2 separate regions of the Mus musculus genome follow, and region 1 is linked to region 2. Evidence: chromatin contacts called from ENCODE Hi-C or POLR2A ChIA-PET data. All regions are on one chromosome and are shown on one strand. Each heading gives the region's core, a stretch centred on a gene start or an enhancer-like site at or near the end of the contact. The rest is flanking DNA. Distances are from core to core; before and after follow the strand shown. Region 1 holds the start of Prkar1a (protein kinase, cAMP dependent regulatory, type I, alpha). Region 2 holds the start of Wipi1 (WD repeat domain, phosphoinositide interacting 1).

Region 1 (4,596 bases), core at 1,650-4,149, 40 kb before region 2:
ATAGAGCTCGCATTCCCGGAGACTCCGCTCTTCCTCACTGGTTGCCATACTGCCAGACGCCATGGTTCTCTGGGAGACAAAGAACACACATGCTGGGTAAGCTAGAAAGCACAGATGCAGATCTGGCCTGGGACTTACTTAAATTCACGAGACAGCAGATTCAAACATTTCTTTACTCAACAGCATTTGTGTTTAAAGAGGAGGTGGGGGTTGGATATAAACTATCCCAAGTTTCTACTGTCTCCGCTGGGCAGGTCACGCAGAGAAGACCCATAGCTCCTGGGAGGAAGTATGAGCCAGCGTGCCTGCCCTGCTGAGCAACTGAGGCAGTGCTGAGGCCCCAAGCCCTCTGGAGATTTCATTCAGTTCTCTTGCAAAAGACATGACGATGATGACGTGGGAAGTATGTAAGTGGGAAGCAGGTCAGAGAATTACAAGGGCACACAGGTCGGCTCTAAGTGAAAGCACAGCTCACAAAGAACACCTGACATTCCCCTGAGTGCACCTCCCATCCCATGAGCGCAGCTAATGTCACAGCAAACCACAAGGGCAAAGAAGCTGATTAGCCAAATATTAGTGGAATCGAATTTTCTGAAACACAAAAGCAGCCTCGGGTGCCTTTCCTCAGCAATCTTTCATTCCCTTCTTTGACTAACTCTGCCCGTGACTTAGAAATACAATTACCAGCAGAAAGAGTTGAAAAGGCTGTACTAGAGGAAAATAATCTCTACCAAGCAAACTAAGATTTTCTTCATCTAGACAGGAATATATTAAAACATGCTAGTTTACAGCTTACAGGATGACTCAATAGCTAAAACTGAATTTGAGCAACATTAATATGAAATAGAAACACAATAATGGGCAGCCAAGCTGCCTCAGGACTAAAAGCTCAGTACTTTATGCAGCTATTCAGTTTTCCTCCTAACTCCTAATTACTAAGCACTTGAGATTAGAAGATGACGCCCTCTCCACTCTGCATACCAATTCCACATAACCACTCTTCAAATTATAATGCTCACAGACCCTCTAAGGTTAACCTGTGAGTTAAAAGATAAGGATAAGGAGCCATTTTAAAGTGCTGCACTAATGTTTTGTTTTGACAGTTTTCAAGATAAAGGTCAATAATATGCACGCAACAGACCAGGACAAAGTTTGTAGCTCCATGACAAGCACAGAAAGAAATTAGAAGCCACAGACAGACAGACAGACACACACACACACCACCGTCAGTTCAGAAGAAACACTGAAGGGAAGGTTTCTACTGTCAGATATCGTTTGTTCTTGTTGTGCTTCCAGGTCAGAGCACGGAACGAGACAAAGAATCCACTTCATTGGAACTTTCTCCATTTCAAATACTGAAGGCCACCAGGAACGTGGATAAAAACAAATCTATTATGCTTCGAAGCATCCAGCCATATTTCAAGAATGTCAGCACATATATTTAACTGATCAGAGAAATCCCTCTTAGATCCTGTCTCTGGCTGGGAAGGATGGCGCAACTAGGGCTGATAAGTGAAAAATGGTGTATGCATTACAAAGACCAAAAGGCAGGCACTGGTAAAGAAAATACAAACACCAGTCATCATGTGAAACGCCAAATAATCTAATTTTATGGCCTTAGGATTTTTAATCGGGTATGTCTTGGTTCCACGTTTGTATTTACTTTTTAAAAACCCCACAACTTAGCTTCTCTCCAAAACAAACACTAAAACCATCATCACTGCATCGAGTATTCGTAAGAAGGGGGATTCTTGAGGAAATTCGGTTCTGATGACACTCTTGCTTTCAGAAGGACTATACTGGAGGACATATTTAAACCGCCTTTGGGAGCCTGTTGCTGACAGGGCCCACATCTAAAGGATGCCAAGTAACACTAACACAGCCTGGGGGGTGGGGTGGGGGTCATCATCTAAATGCGAGCCTTCATTTCTCTGCTCAAGAAACCTATCTATCCTGGCTCCCTCAAGTCATCGGCTGTCCCCACACCCGCTCTGGGCTGGAGTTAAGGGTTAACGGGCGCCGCGTATTTTCACGAGGGAGGGCAGGAAAGTGCCCTTCACTTCACTTAGGCCACGGTCATGATCACTGAGAGCAGCAAGACGGCCCCTCATCCCCCACCAGGCAGGAGGCCGCAGACGTGGAGTGGAGCGGAGCGGGAGGCCTGGGGAGGCTGGGGTGGGCGGTGGTGGGGGCTGGAAAGGACGAGAAGTGTTAGGGGGACAAAGGGAAATGGAGCTAGGCTGAAATCACCGAGCGGAGGGGTGGAGGGAGACGAGCCCGCGAAGAGGAGGGGGGAAGCCAGGGCAGAAGAAACGACTGGGCAGAGATGAAGACTACAGCCGAGTGGCGAGGCTAAGACCGAAAAGCCATGGCGGATTCCGGTTTAAAAAAAAAAAAAAAATACCGAGCTCTTGTCCTTCAGGAAGTGGGGGAGGGAGGACGGGCGCCGAGGCCGCGGCGCGCGGGGGCGGAGGCGGCCGGGGAGCCGAGGGCAGCGCAGGACCGGGGACCCGGAGACACTCAGGACGGGGGCGGAACGGCGGGGGGCAGGGGCGGCCTACGGCCCCGCGGGGAACGGTGCAAGGGCGGACCCCGGGGGACAGTGCGAGGCCTGCGACAGGCCCCGAGGCCGCCTCGGAGGCGCAGGGGGTGCGGCCGTCCCCCCGCAGCGCGCTCCCCGGGGCGCCATCTTGGCTCGCTCCCGCGCCTTCAGGGACGCGCAGCGGAGCGCCGCGGCCGGCGACTCCCCGGTCAGGCCTCGGGCCCGCACTCACCTGAGGGCGGGCGGCGGCACGAGCAGGGGCTAACGCAGGGCGAGGCGGCCGGGGTGACCGAGCGTCCAGCGGGCTCAGCTCGCAGCCTCACTACCACTCTGCGATAGCGGCTCGGCGACGGCTCCACCGGAAACCAGCCGACCGCGGCCAATCAGCGTTCGGCTGCTGACGTCAATGCGCCTCGCTCTGGCCAGGGCGGTTGCCTTGGCAACCTTAAAGGCGCAGACGCCTAGGATCCTCCTCCAACCCCATCCCCACCCCCCTCAAGCCCACCACCGGCTACTCCCACCCCCTACCCTTAGCCCGTCGTCATCTAGCTAGAACCGTTCTCTTGCAGGGCACCTCTCCATCTTTATCTTGTCGCGTATACGTAGCCCCTTCATCGCTCTCATCTTTTTCCTTCTCTTTCTGCTAACCCGTTTCTGTCTCCTTTATTGTCCCTTCCTTACCAGGTGTGGTGGGGGGTCCTCTAGATTGTTTAGCTGTTCGGAGATCTCAGCCTCTCCTCGGTTCCTCGGTGGCTCTTGCGTCTGCCTCCCTCCACGCCTCTGTCTTTTCTCCCTCCCTTCGACCCTCCTACCGCAGACCCACGTGGGACGATTCGGTGACAGGTGGGCGACTCCGCCCTGGGTGCTATGGGACGGCAGGGAGGGGGATGGGGTTACAGGACGCTGGGCGGACAAGGAGATCCCTGCTGTTGGAAGAGGAGGAGGCCCTAGCGGATCTACCACAGCTGAGCGCAAGCGGATGCTGAGATGCTCCTGATGGACAGAGCGCGCATCCTGTGTAGACCCCCGCAATACCCGGGGTTCCGGACTCGGGCCTGTCATCCGGTCCAGGAAATCTGAGCCCCTATCAAGCCTCTGCTTGGCTAATCTGACTACTGTCTCCACAAGTGAGCTGTCATCAATGGAGGCCCTACCGTGCCTACAGAAGCACCAGATGTAGGGAGACTTCCAAGAGGAGCCCGGAGTCCTGATAATGCCCTAGCCTCCTATTATGCCAGACTGCGTCATGGGCAGTACAGACAGATGGGCAGATCAAATCATTGACCAAGCAAGAAATCTGAGCTGCATGAGAAAACAAGAGAAAAGGCGACTTCATTATTCCTTCAGTCAACTTTCCCCTTAAGTATGTGAAAATGAAAGCAAGGGACACAATTTTAGGCATATGAATTAAATAAATAAAGTGGGCCTAAATAAATACATAAATAAAATAGGCCCCTGCAGTGTGTGGTTCTGAGTAGCTGCAAGGTGTTGACAGCCTCATCGTGTATGTGCTAGGGCAATGTGCGTAGAAAATATCACGGATTTAACACTTAGTACCAAAAAAGGTTACAATATCTCCTGCATAATTTTCACAGTGATCCCCAGTTAAGATATTTGGGTTAAGTGGTGTTTGTAAATTTCACCTTTTTAAGCCTGACTTTGTCTTGGAATACCCAGACTATGATAAGGGCTCTGAACATTAGTTATGATTACCCCCCCTAGTAGTCAGAGGAAGGAAGGGGGAAGAGAAGGAAGCCGCTCCCTCTGCAGCCTCTCACCAGGATGTTGATCAATGGCTTCTTTTCCAGAGATGGGTAGAGTGGAAGATTAAAGACCGAGTCGCCATCATGCAGGCTTTCCCCCTCTCCAGTGCTGATAAACCCAGCCCTAAGCTGGCAAACGGGAGAGGGAACTGGATAGCACTGAGCATGCCCGGTCGTGTTCTGAAGAAAGGAAGGAAAAAAAACAAAACCACCCACTGCAGATAAATCTGTTTGTTTTCATGCTTTGCCATCTCCTGTGAGGAACTTAATCTCCTGGAGCTTCATTTTCCT
Region 2 (4,440 bases), core at 507-3,006:
AGATGCAGCTAGGACTGAAAAGCTTGTTAAGATGACCAAAACATCCAAACAGCAATTCTTTACTCTGGGGTTGGATTATAGCAATCATCCGGGCCAGATCTGTGAGTCGACAGAGCATTGGACTTGAGAAAGTAAACTGTTACATTTTATCTGGGAAAACCCAAACAGGAGAACCAACCAATAAGAAAAGTTTATGCAAAACAGGCTCTCTTGTTCATCCATTCTAAACATCCGTACATGTTATGTATCATTTCATCAGGAATTGGGGAAACATGGCTGAGTATGATGGTTCACCCCATGATCCTATGACCTGGGAAGCCAAGGAAGGAGGATCAGTTACCAAGTGCTTGAGGATCGGTGGACTATAGCTTGAGACAATGTATCCAAAATAAATAAATAATAAACAAGGTGGCTGGATATGAACCGAATTGCCACAATCTACAGAACTGTGACACCATTATCATCATAGTAATAATAATGGCGATGATGAAGATTTCAGAGGCTGTAGAGATGGCTCAGCAGTGTTTTTACTGATGAGCGGAATTCTGTTCCCCAGAACCCACACCAGGCACCTCACAACCAATTGTATACAAGCTTGGGAAGCAAATCTCCAGTTTGCTTCAGAATGCATCTCAAACGACATGAGCTTCAAGCTGTACTGTCTTGTACAGTATTCTAGTTTCTCTCCTTTCTATACAAATCGAATGTCTGGTCAAATACTGCTGAGCAAAGTTGTATGATAACAAGTCCTGAAAGAAGACCCTTTCACATGCCGCTGTGTATTGTTGGTTTTAGATAATATAGTCTAGCCAGTGCTTTAACCGGGTTTTCAGTAAATCGGGTAGGAACATACCAAGGTAATATTGTTAATGTAAGGGTCGGGGTTAGCAAGAGCTCTTTCTCAACTGTGGGGCTGTATGTGGCTTCTTAATCGGCTGGGGATCTTTTTCCGAGAAGCTTAAGGGCTCTCCAAAACGGCTGGACTTTGATGTCTACTGATTTCAACTACAACTGCTGTAAGCTTAGCGGGCGGGCAAGGAAGCAGGCGTCCGCCCGCCTCCTTGGCGTTGTCTCCGACGCTAAGGCAGGCTTGAAGCCTGAAGCTCCACTCCTCCTCCTCACCCTCTGGACGCTCTGGCAATGAAAACACCACCACGTGGCCTGCTGCCTTTGCCTCGCGCACCTTCGGCCAATGGCAAACGGTTTCTCCGACTAGGGGGCGGGTCGTCAACAGCTGTCCCGCCCACTAGCCCTATTGATTGACTAAAAGAGTTGGTGGCCAATCCTGGCTGTCTGCGGAAGGCTCTGTTCGGTCAGCAGTTCTGTTCCCAGTGATAAAGAGGCGGGGTGGGGACAGAGACGGCCTGGAGAGGGGGCGGGGCTACCAAGCTAGGTAGAAGGAGGCTCGGGGCGGGGCCTGGTTGGCTCAGGGCGGAGCTAGGGCTGTGAGGGGGTGGGGCTAGGTGCCCGAAGTGGAGAGGGCGAGGCTAAGTGGGAAATGTGTAGGGCGGGTCCTGAAGGTCCCAGGCAGGGCTAGAGCCGAGAGGGGCGGTACTTGAGGCAGGGGCGTGGCCTGGCTGTTTTAGGACCCAGCCGATTCTCTGAAGGAGGGGCGGGGGTTTGGAGTGGGGCGGAGCTAAATGGGAATCGTGTAAGGGCGGGGTCTTACGATGGAGGGGCGGAGCTAAGTGGTATCTGAGTGGGCGGGGTCTGTCTGGAGGCGAGCCCGGGGCGGGACCGACGCGGCAAGCCGGCCCACGGAGCCGGCGCGGGCGGGCTGCTGAGGTGGCTGTCCCCCGCTCAGAGCTGCGGCTTCTCGGGTCGAGCCCCCGATGGAGGCCGAAGCCGCAGATGCCCCTCCGGGCCGAGTGGAGGCGGCGCTCAGCTGCTTCTCTTTCAACCAAGACTGCACGTAAGCCACGGCGCCAGCCCCCTGGCCAGGGAAGTGGGGGACAGAATGTCGCCACCAAAGGGTGTTGTCCTGTAACGCAACTGGTGGCTAGCCGGGGCCTGCGCGCCGATGGTACCTCGGCAGGGCAGCCTGTGTCGCGGCGTTGCTCGGCTGTAGGGGTTTGAGCCCACCCAGACGACTGCCAGCCAGCGCCTGCCAGAAAGAGCCGGCTAGGGTGACCCAAACAAGTCAGCAAGGAGGGCGGAGGGGGGACCTTGAATGTGGGGGAGGGACTTGGTGTGGGCCACCTAGTGACCGAAAGGGAGATCAGGGACCAAAACAAAGGTGAGGGAAGGGAGGAATGTGCAACTTGACTCAAGAGGGAGGATGCAGAGAGTCGGAAAGATGAAGAAAAACTTTACCATTTGTCCTTGAGTATCTCAACGTGGCATTTGGGCAGGGCCTCGGACAAACAGTCAGTCTATCCCTGTGGCCCGACCAGCCCCAGCACTGGGCATCTTGGCTGGTCTCTTTGGCCGTAGGAAGCTTTTCTTTATTTGCCTTTCTGTGTTTACTCGCTGTCCACCCAGTCCCAGGAATCTCCTGGAAGCTCAGGAGCCCTTTCTCTGCCCCAGACAGCTTCCCATCCCTGAAGCAGGCGCTCCACCCTGTTGCTTTTAAGTGGCTTTTTAATGTTTCACTATGATGGTCAACGTTTAGACTTTGGTCCATAAACAAGGGATTGCTTGCCTGAGTTCTAGGCATCTGCAGGATTGAATCTTAAGACACAAGCTACTGTTTTCTTCCCTGTTTTTGTGCAAGCCAGCCTGGGGACCATATGGATTAATCTCTTTGGAATGTGGAGCCCTGAAGCATCAGGGCAGGGATGACCACTTCCCAGTGTCCCACTTCCGGCTGTACCAGTTTCTGCTCTGTTCCTGGTTTGGGCTCAGCTTCAGGCTTGTGCCTTGGCTGCTGCTAGCTGAACTGTGCTAATATTGAACATTCATTCGTTGGTGTAATTAAGGCCATAAGCAGCCCTGGTTTTCATTCCCTTTGTGTTTCTGTTTGAAAAACCCCTGCTCTGAACAATATGTCTTTGTTTGAAAAATCTGTGTGTGTAATCATATAATCCAGTAATTCGACAGCTTGGCTACATGAGTGACTCTCAGGCTGCCTCTGACCACAACCCACAATAAAAAAGTACATCTTACAACATCTCCCCATAGCCATAGATATGTAATATGCACAAACTATTAAGTGGGGTACCTTGTGGCATTTTCTTGGGATTTTGTTCTTGCTTGGTTTTAACGTTGTCTCATGTAATCCGGACAGCCTCAAGTTCCCTAGTAGAGGAGGATGAATGTCAAAGTTTCATCCTCCTGGCTCACGTTCTGGAATACTGACATTACAAGAAGTACCATCACACTCTGTTTGTATAGTGCTGATGATGGAACTCAGGGTACCCTATACATGCCAGACAAGTCCAGCCCCATTTCCTTGTGTGATAGGGTGAGCAGGGCAGGGGTAGGGAGCCTGCAGGGTACTGAGCCTAAGACCCAATGTCTCAGTCACCCTGAGCGAAGACTCAACCACCAAGCTATATGCCAGCCTGCAGGCACTGAAATTAGTATGTCTTTGTTTTTAAACCTGTTGAGTTGTTTGCGGGATTATCTCCTAAGAGGAGACTTAAATGCATGAGAGAATAGATCAAATTCTGATGTTTTGTAAGACACTTTTGCAAGAGTGTTCTGTTGCACTGCCTGTGGAACACTGTTCACCAGAATGTCTGTTGAAATGCTGGACAATGTTTTCCTTCCCAATTGAACACGGGTTAAGGAGGTGGGTGTAGTTTGATTACAAGCAGTAAATCATCTAAGTTATACTTTGTGATTGGATTTGGAAAACAACTGTTGTTGTCCACTCTACTTATTAAGCAATACAGAGTAACAGCCAGATAAGAATGCTGTTTTTCAAACACTGGAACTTGCTTTGAGAGTTGATTTCCTCCGTCCCCAGTGTCAGCTCTGCTTTTCTGGATGAAGGCTCTGCTGGGCAGCTCTGCCTCGCCTATAAATAAAAGGTCTTGTCACAGTCAGTTGCTTGGAGCCCTGGAGGGTATGACATTGAATTTTAAAATAAATCGTCTTCCTTGCTGGATGCGTTTAGGTGAATTGGTGTGTCTTTTTCTATCTGTGTGAGCTGAGTTGGAGAGCCAGTCTTTGTGGAGAAGGTAGATAAAGAGAGTCAGGTTTTACCAGTGTCCACCACACTAATGCTTTGTCACTGGGTTGGGCACCTGAACTGTATTTTAAAACTTGAATACTGGTTGAGATTTGTCTCCAATTCCACTTCTATGAGTAATAATGAGAATTTTGTTTTTACAGAAAGGACCTAGAGATAACATAAGATACAAATCTGAATTCCTTAATATGGAGTTATTTCTGGTCATAGAACAATCATTTAAAACAAAGGAGTGATCGCCACGCCCTTTTGTCACAAATTGGACCCTTCTGAGGGTAGCACCTTGGGAGGAATCCTAGGTACTA

The links. A loop is a pair of places that touch in the nucleus more often than their neighbours do. ChIA-PET counts read pairs that join two places held with the same protein, here RNA polymerase II (POLR2A).
Region 1: a map of left cerebral cortex shows a loop between it and region 2 (6-fold over the local background). The contact joins the promoter of Prkar1a here to the promoter of Wipi1 in region 2. A Hi-C loop is called at or near these places in 6 of 37 maps with a recorded cell type or tissue (heart and left cerebral cortex). POLR2A ChIA-PET finds 5 or more read pairs at or near these places in 4 of 5 experiments (Patski and embryonic stem cell).

Annotation. Positions count from the first base shown.
Region 1 is chr11:109,649,252-109,653,847 of GRCm38, reverse strand. It overlaps Prkar1a (protein kinase, cAMP dependent regulatory, type I, alpha), which reads right to left and starts at 2,899. Exons shown (of 11, transcript NM_001373913.1): 1 at 2,775-2,899; 2 at 1-69. The coding sequence starts at 63.
Region 2 is chr11:109,608,705-109,613,144 of GRCm38, reverse strand. It overlaps Wipi1 (WD repeat domain, phosphoinositide interacting 1), which reads left to right and starts at 1,756. Exons shown (of 13, transcript NM_145940.2): 1 at 1,756-1,912. The coding sequence starts at 1,833.